Linked DNA regions of Mus musculus: region 1 is linked to region 2. A link is a loop called in an ENCODE intact Hi-C map of the cell type or tissue named here. Cell type or tissue: heart. All regions are shown on one strand. Links, peaks and the distances in the headings refer to the core of each region. The heading gives the core; the rest is flanking DNA.

Region 1 (2,908 bases), core at 300-2,799, 150 kb before region 2:
GTAGTGCTTGCTGCAGAAGCAGAGGGACTGAGACCAGATTCCAGAACCAATGGAAAAGGCTGAGCCCAGCCATGCATGCCCTTGGGTCTATAACCCAGTACACTGCTACTGGGTGTGGAGTATCAGTGGGGCTTGCAGGCCACCAACTGAGCTTCAGATTCAGCTTAAGGTGTCCTATTTCAAGAGCATGGGCAGAGAGTGACAGAGCAGGACATCTGATGTTCTCTTCTGGCCACTGCACCTGTGTACACATGCATGGGCACCCATGTCCACACATGCACATATGCCAAGTTCACACACACACACACACACACACACACACACAACTAGGAGACAACCAGTAAACAGTCCTATACTGGAAATCACAGTAGGGAGGTATATCTCAGGAACATGGGCAGTTAGGAAGGTCTCTGAGACAAAAAAAAAAAAAAAAAAAAAAAAAAAAAAAAAGAAGGTCTCTGAGAGAAGCTAAATTCTGAATGGAGTGACAGGAGTCAGCCATGCTAAGGTAGAGCAGGAATGCTTTAAGTTCAGAAAATGGTCATTGAAAAAGCCCAGAGGTAAGTATGAACTTGGCCTCTTTGTGTCAAAATGAGAGAGAAGGGCGATAGAGATTGGAGGGAGTGATGTTAGTGTTGTGTGGAAGGGGTTGTTGTCCAGCCCACGGCAAGCTTGGTGAGGACAGAGTGAGACATTGGATTTTATTCTTTGTGAGATAGGAGCCACTGGAGGGTTTTAAGCAGAGACCTGGCAAGATCTGGTTTATGATTGTAAAGATTTCCCTGCCTGCTGTGCAGAAAACAGCATCGAAGGGAGAGCCAGAAAACAAGGGGCAGGCTTGGGGGTTACTGTAAACCTGAGTAGGGGCTGGGGCTGGGGTTGGGGCTGGGGCTGGGGCTGGGGCTGGGGCTGGGGCTGGGGCTGGGGCTGGGGCTGGGGCTGGGGCTGGAGTAGCCACTGCAAGCAGCTACACTGTGCTCTGAAGGAAATGGGACAAGTTGTCTGCTGATTTCCTGGGGAAGGAAAGAAAAGACTCTTAAAGGAAGTGCTAAAATTTTGCCTAGAGCATTTGGGTATAGACTGTCAGGCCATATTCTGGGAGAACCTTAGTAGCTGTCAGCCCAGCAGAGCAGCCCCGAAGGACCTGGGTTCTCAGGCTCTGGAAAAGAGGCCCCTGGTATGTAAACGTAGGAACCTCTGGCCTATGGGTAGTGACATATGAGGACAGGTAGAGGCAGAGACCTCAAACCTAGTTTAGTCTAACCTGTTAATCTGGTGGAGAATAGATCCTAGGATGTTCTGAACTTCTGCGAACCTTCAGCTGGTGCCAGTGAGCTTCTATGGGTGCTGTGGCCAGGAGTTCATGACTAAGAAGAGGAGTGAGAACCAGGAAGTGGAGATCTTTATTATGTTCTCTCCTATACCTGTCAAAGGTAGGTGACGATGATACCTGTCAAACTGATGGATAAAGGAAGCGACTCCCATCATACAGTTGAGACGTAGCTTTCTAGTCTGGTATCAGGGTTTATAGATGCCAACTGGACAGGAGACGAGAAAAGCTTGGGGGTGTCCACTGTCTACTTGCAGATCCCCCTGTGTCTATTCCTGTTTGGGTGGTGTGCAGTAATGCAAGAGCACAGAGACAACCAAGTGGACTTCCATAACTATACCAGAAGCCTAGGCTTCCCGAAAGCTGGTCAAGTCTGCGAAAATCAACACTATTAGAGACTGCCACCAGAGGGCACCCTGAGTACATGACAGGGGATTCCAGCCTCCTGAACAATCTTTTTTTTTTTTTTTTTTTTTTTCTTTTTCTCTCTTCTGAAGGCCAAAGACCCCAAAGGACAGGGAAAGCAGGGGAGCGGGGGCAGGAGGTTAGTCACCTAGATGTACTAAGTAAATTATCCATTTCTACAACCAGAAACTACCGAGGAAGCCTTGGCCTGAAAATAAAATGCATCAAGGTCACACACACACACACACAATCCTGAGCCTGTTGTAGACTGAACCCTAGACTTGATCTTGAACCCTCACCTTGGTTCATACTGAGCCTTGGTCCTTGGTTATAGTGAACTTGACCCTGATTACACTCTGAGTCCTGCTCCTGCTTTGTCAGTATACTGAACCCGGTCTTTATTAACAACTTCTCTGGTCCCCGACCTTTATTATACATTGATTATATATTGAACTAGGACCTAGACACAAACTGAGTTTTGATCATGGACATACACTAGCTCTTGTTTTGGTTATAGACTGAGCTCAAGCCCTGGGAACAGACAGCTCTGACCACAGTCCATTTACTGAGCCCCGACTGACAAAATCCAATCTGACTCTGGTCATAGACCCATGATTGAGCCTTCATCACAATCACACTCACTGATCACTAAGCCTTGCTCTCCCGATACTCCATTGATAGGAAGATATGCTACGACTCCTTTCAGGTCTAGCTTCTATCCCCACAGGTAGTAATTCCTCGCGCCACTTCTGTAGGAGATAAGAAGAATTCTAGGTTTCTGGGTTATCCTGAAGCTCACGTCTTTGGGTCTCTGACAGGGTAAGCAGAGAAAGGCTGGTTCTAGGACAGCTGGGATATAAAGGAAGAAGGGCACCCGGCCTTCTTAGGATGTCACAGTGCTCCAGGGTGGGTCTAGCCTAGAAGCCTCTCCCATCTGCACTTATGACAACCTTGGAACCTTGAACAAATCCCTGCTGCTTCCTGGGCTCCACCCTCTGCTACCTGTCATTGAAAACATGAGATGACAATCCATATAAAGAAGGAGTCCAGGCCATCATGGAGACCCTAGAACCCACCATGTGCCCTTGCAGGCAGAAAAAAACCCTCATTTGGGAAGCTCCCTTTGGCTGGTCACTTCAAACAAGCGAGAAAAGAGTGAGGCTTGCCCAAATT
Region 2 (2,908 bases), core at 304-2,803:
CTGAGTACTGCTTTGGAGAGGACTACTGCTCCGGCTCCGACTTCTGCTCTGAAAGGCACCCCTTCTTAGGGGACTCTTGCTTTGATTATGAAGGGAGCTGTTCTTGTTTGGGCTCTGACTTTTGTTTTGGTGGTTAATCTGGCTGTCACTACTTTGATAGTCACTACAAACAATAGTTGAACTGACAGAAGTGCTACAGGTAGAGGAGGTCTTGGATGGAGGCAAAGAACAGCTGTAGGGGATCTGGGAGGGATTGTTCAGTGGGACTGGAGAAGTCACAGCATAGGTATGAATGCCACAGGGAACAGTAGTGGGGCAAAACCGAGCTCGAGGGACAACAGGTAAACATCGGGGGTCAAAGGGTGTTCTCAAAGGGATAAAAGAATAGATGTGGGTGGAACAAGGAGGCGCCACAGACTTGATATGGGATGGCGGACCCCTGGGAGCAGAATAAGTGCCACAAGGGAGAACCGCAGGCTGAGGGAGAGGTATAGACTGATTTAGGGGACTAGAGAGTGGGGATAAATGGGAGGTGGGAGGAACCACAGAATACATATGAGTATTGCAGGGGGAAACTGGAGGTGGTACGTGGGGACTACTCTTAGGATATCTACTGGGCAAAGCAGGATTACAAGGCGAGCTATGAGGACAGGAAGTAGGAGCAACAGTTTTGAGGACAGCGGTCTCTGGGGGAGGTTCTTTTGGGCAGGAATTTGAAGTAGTTGTGATGGCTGGCTCCATACATGGACTAAAGAGGCCAAAGGACTGGGAGGGAGGCTGAGGACAGGTGTTGGTCTTATGGGATTTAGAATGGCTAGGAGGAGTGTGGTGGGGTGTATTGTCTAGGGACCGACACTTGTAGGGATTGCGTCGTGATTCAGGGGATTTGGGGGACTTCATTTGAGGGGGAGCTGAGGTAGGAGGGCGGGGTTCATTATAACCTCTGGGTGACTGAGGTGGAGCTACACACTGGTTGTTCAGGGGAGATGGGAAATACGGGGAAGGATTAGGACACTGAGGAAGAGGTGGTCCTGTGGTGCAGGAAGGACCAGAAATTATAGTACCTGGGGTTAGTAAGAGGTAAGAGTTCCCCCCAGGCTCCCACAGAAAGGACCCTACACAGGGCTTCTGGAGAGCCTGAGGCAGGGATGAGCTAGGAGAACCAGCACTCTCAGGTGGTAGGTTGATAACACAGAAAGGACTCCTAGGGGCAGATATCTGGGAATCTGGGCATAAATGGGAATAATGAATACAGCCCTCTTGAGGTGAGATGGGAGAGCCAGACATGCCTGCCTGAGAAGAAAGTGGAGGGCCACAGCCATTTTTCCCAAGAGGTACATCAAGCTGTGGTTTAGGTTCACAAGAGTTTGGAGGCATAGGGTTGTCGTGGTAAGGGTTGCCAGAGGGTGGGGAAGATGCTGAAGAAAGGGGAGGATCATTGTAACTTCTTCTAGAGGGACAGTGGGGCCCTCGGTGAGAAATGGATGCAGGGGTTAGAGGTCTAGTTTCCACAGATCGGTGAGCAAGGGGAGGTGAAATTGCAAGGCCAGGTCTCAGGGGCCGATGGGTAAGAAGAGGTGAAATGATGGAGTAATTTCCCTGGGACCCTGGCATAAGGGGAGTCGAAATCACCGGGCCTGTCTCCAAGGTTATATGAGTAAGTTCAGGGGAAGTTACTGGGCTGGCTCTAGGGGCCTGATGAATGAGAGGTGGGGAAGTCACATAACAAAGACGCGGACTTGGAGGGCATGAACGCTGAGATTCTGGGGAATCAATATAGTTGCAACATAGGTTCCGCTGATGAGGAGAGGGTGACCCCTGAAGGCTGAATCGGTCAAAACAAGGAGAGGATGAACCAGCTGGCTCTTGTCTGTACAGCCTTCCTAGGAGTGGAGAAAAGGGTTCAAAGGGGCACCTCTCCGGTGGGGGTGGGGAGGAGAGGACTGGGGGCGGAGGGGGCGGGGTGGGGATCCGTCGAGGTAAGCACGGAGAAGAAATGGTGAGGCAAGAGAAAGGTTCTCTAGAGTAAGGGGGGTTGGTGAATCTGTTGCCTGCATTTGGAGAAAGGCCAGCATTACAGGAAAGGTGGTCGTTGAAGTCTTTCCCGGGCGCCACAGGCACCTCGAGAGTGAGAACAGGGGTGAATCCTTTCCTGCAGGACGACGGAGACTCAGGAGGGAAGGAGTAGTTGTTAGGGCAGTCTGCTTGAGGTGAAGTTGAAGGGGCTGAAATTTTAAGGAGGAAAGGAGGGGAAGAGTTCATGGGACTGGAGGGGAAGGGTAAGAGGGAGGAAAGAAAAGGAAAAAGAAGGGTGGGAAGGGCAAGATAAAAGTAAGCAAGAAAAAGTAACATGAGGCGATGTAACGTCACCGAATGAAAGCTCAGGCCGTGACTTAACAGAGAGGGGCGGAGTCAGGGGGCTGCTTACGCAACAGGAAGAGGCTTGTGGTTAATAAAAGGACAGGCAGGCGTGAGACAAGAGCTCCAAGAAGGTTACGGTCCCTGGAGTTCATGTCCCGAATGCAACTGTGAGTGACGGGAAACGCAAGGGCTGGATAAGTCTCCCTCTAATGTCAGACCTTACCCATTTCTTCTTATATCGATATCTCCGCGGGACCGGCGTGAAGTCCACGAGCTTCAGCAGCTTCCGAACACATCTTAAGACGGGCGCAGCCATGTCAACTAACAACGCCAATAATTCCGACTGAAACTGCAGCTGCGCTCTCGCGGGTTCCGGGAAGGATTGAGGGCTGCTTAGAATATCAGCGGCAGACAGGGCGGGGCTAGGCTTGCGGCGCCCCCAGGGCTCCGCCTACCTCCACACCCCACCCACCAGAATCCTCGGGGCGCACACGAAGCGGTGGCTGTGCTAGAGCATCTAAAGGAGCTCCTAGGAAGTTGCAGGGAA

The links. Peaks named below come from ENCODE experiments on the same cell type or tissue, not always from the same donor. Only the 100,000 strongest peaks of a DNase experiment are listed, where the experiment ranks them.
Region 1: a loop joins it to region 2, with 2.8 times the contacts of the local background. A loop is called at or near these places in 8 of 42 quality-filtered maps.

The regions. Positions count from the first base shown.
Region 1 is chr4:115,901,321-115,904,228 of GRCm38, forward strand. No RefSeq gene overlaps it. Among named protein-coding and RNA genes, the nearest start is that of 6430628N08Rik, 12 kb to the left of the region's middle. In heart, for the core only: a CTCF peak has its summit at 1,726 (motif pointing right); a DNase peak (open chromatin) is centred at 1,721; H3K27me3 peaks cover 2,057 bases.
Region 2 is chr4:116,051,100-116,054,007 of GRCm38, forward strand. It overlaps Nsun4 (NOL1/NOP2/Sun domain family, member 4), which reads right to left and starts at 2,712. Exons shown (of 6, transcript NM_028142.5): 1 at 2,585-2,712. The coding sequence starts at 2,677. In heart, for the core only: a CTCF peak has its summit at 1,821; DNase peaks (open chromatin) are centred at 1,682, 2,452 and 2,722; H3K4me3 peaks cover 1,583 bases; H3K27ac peaks cover 1,328 bases.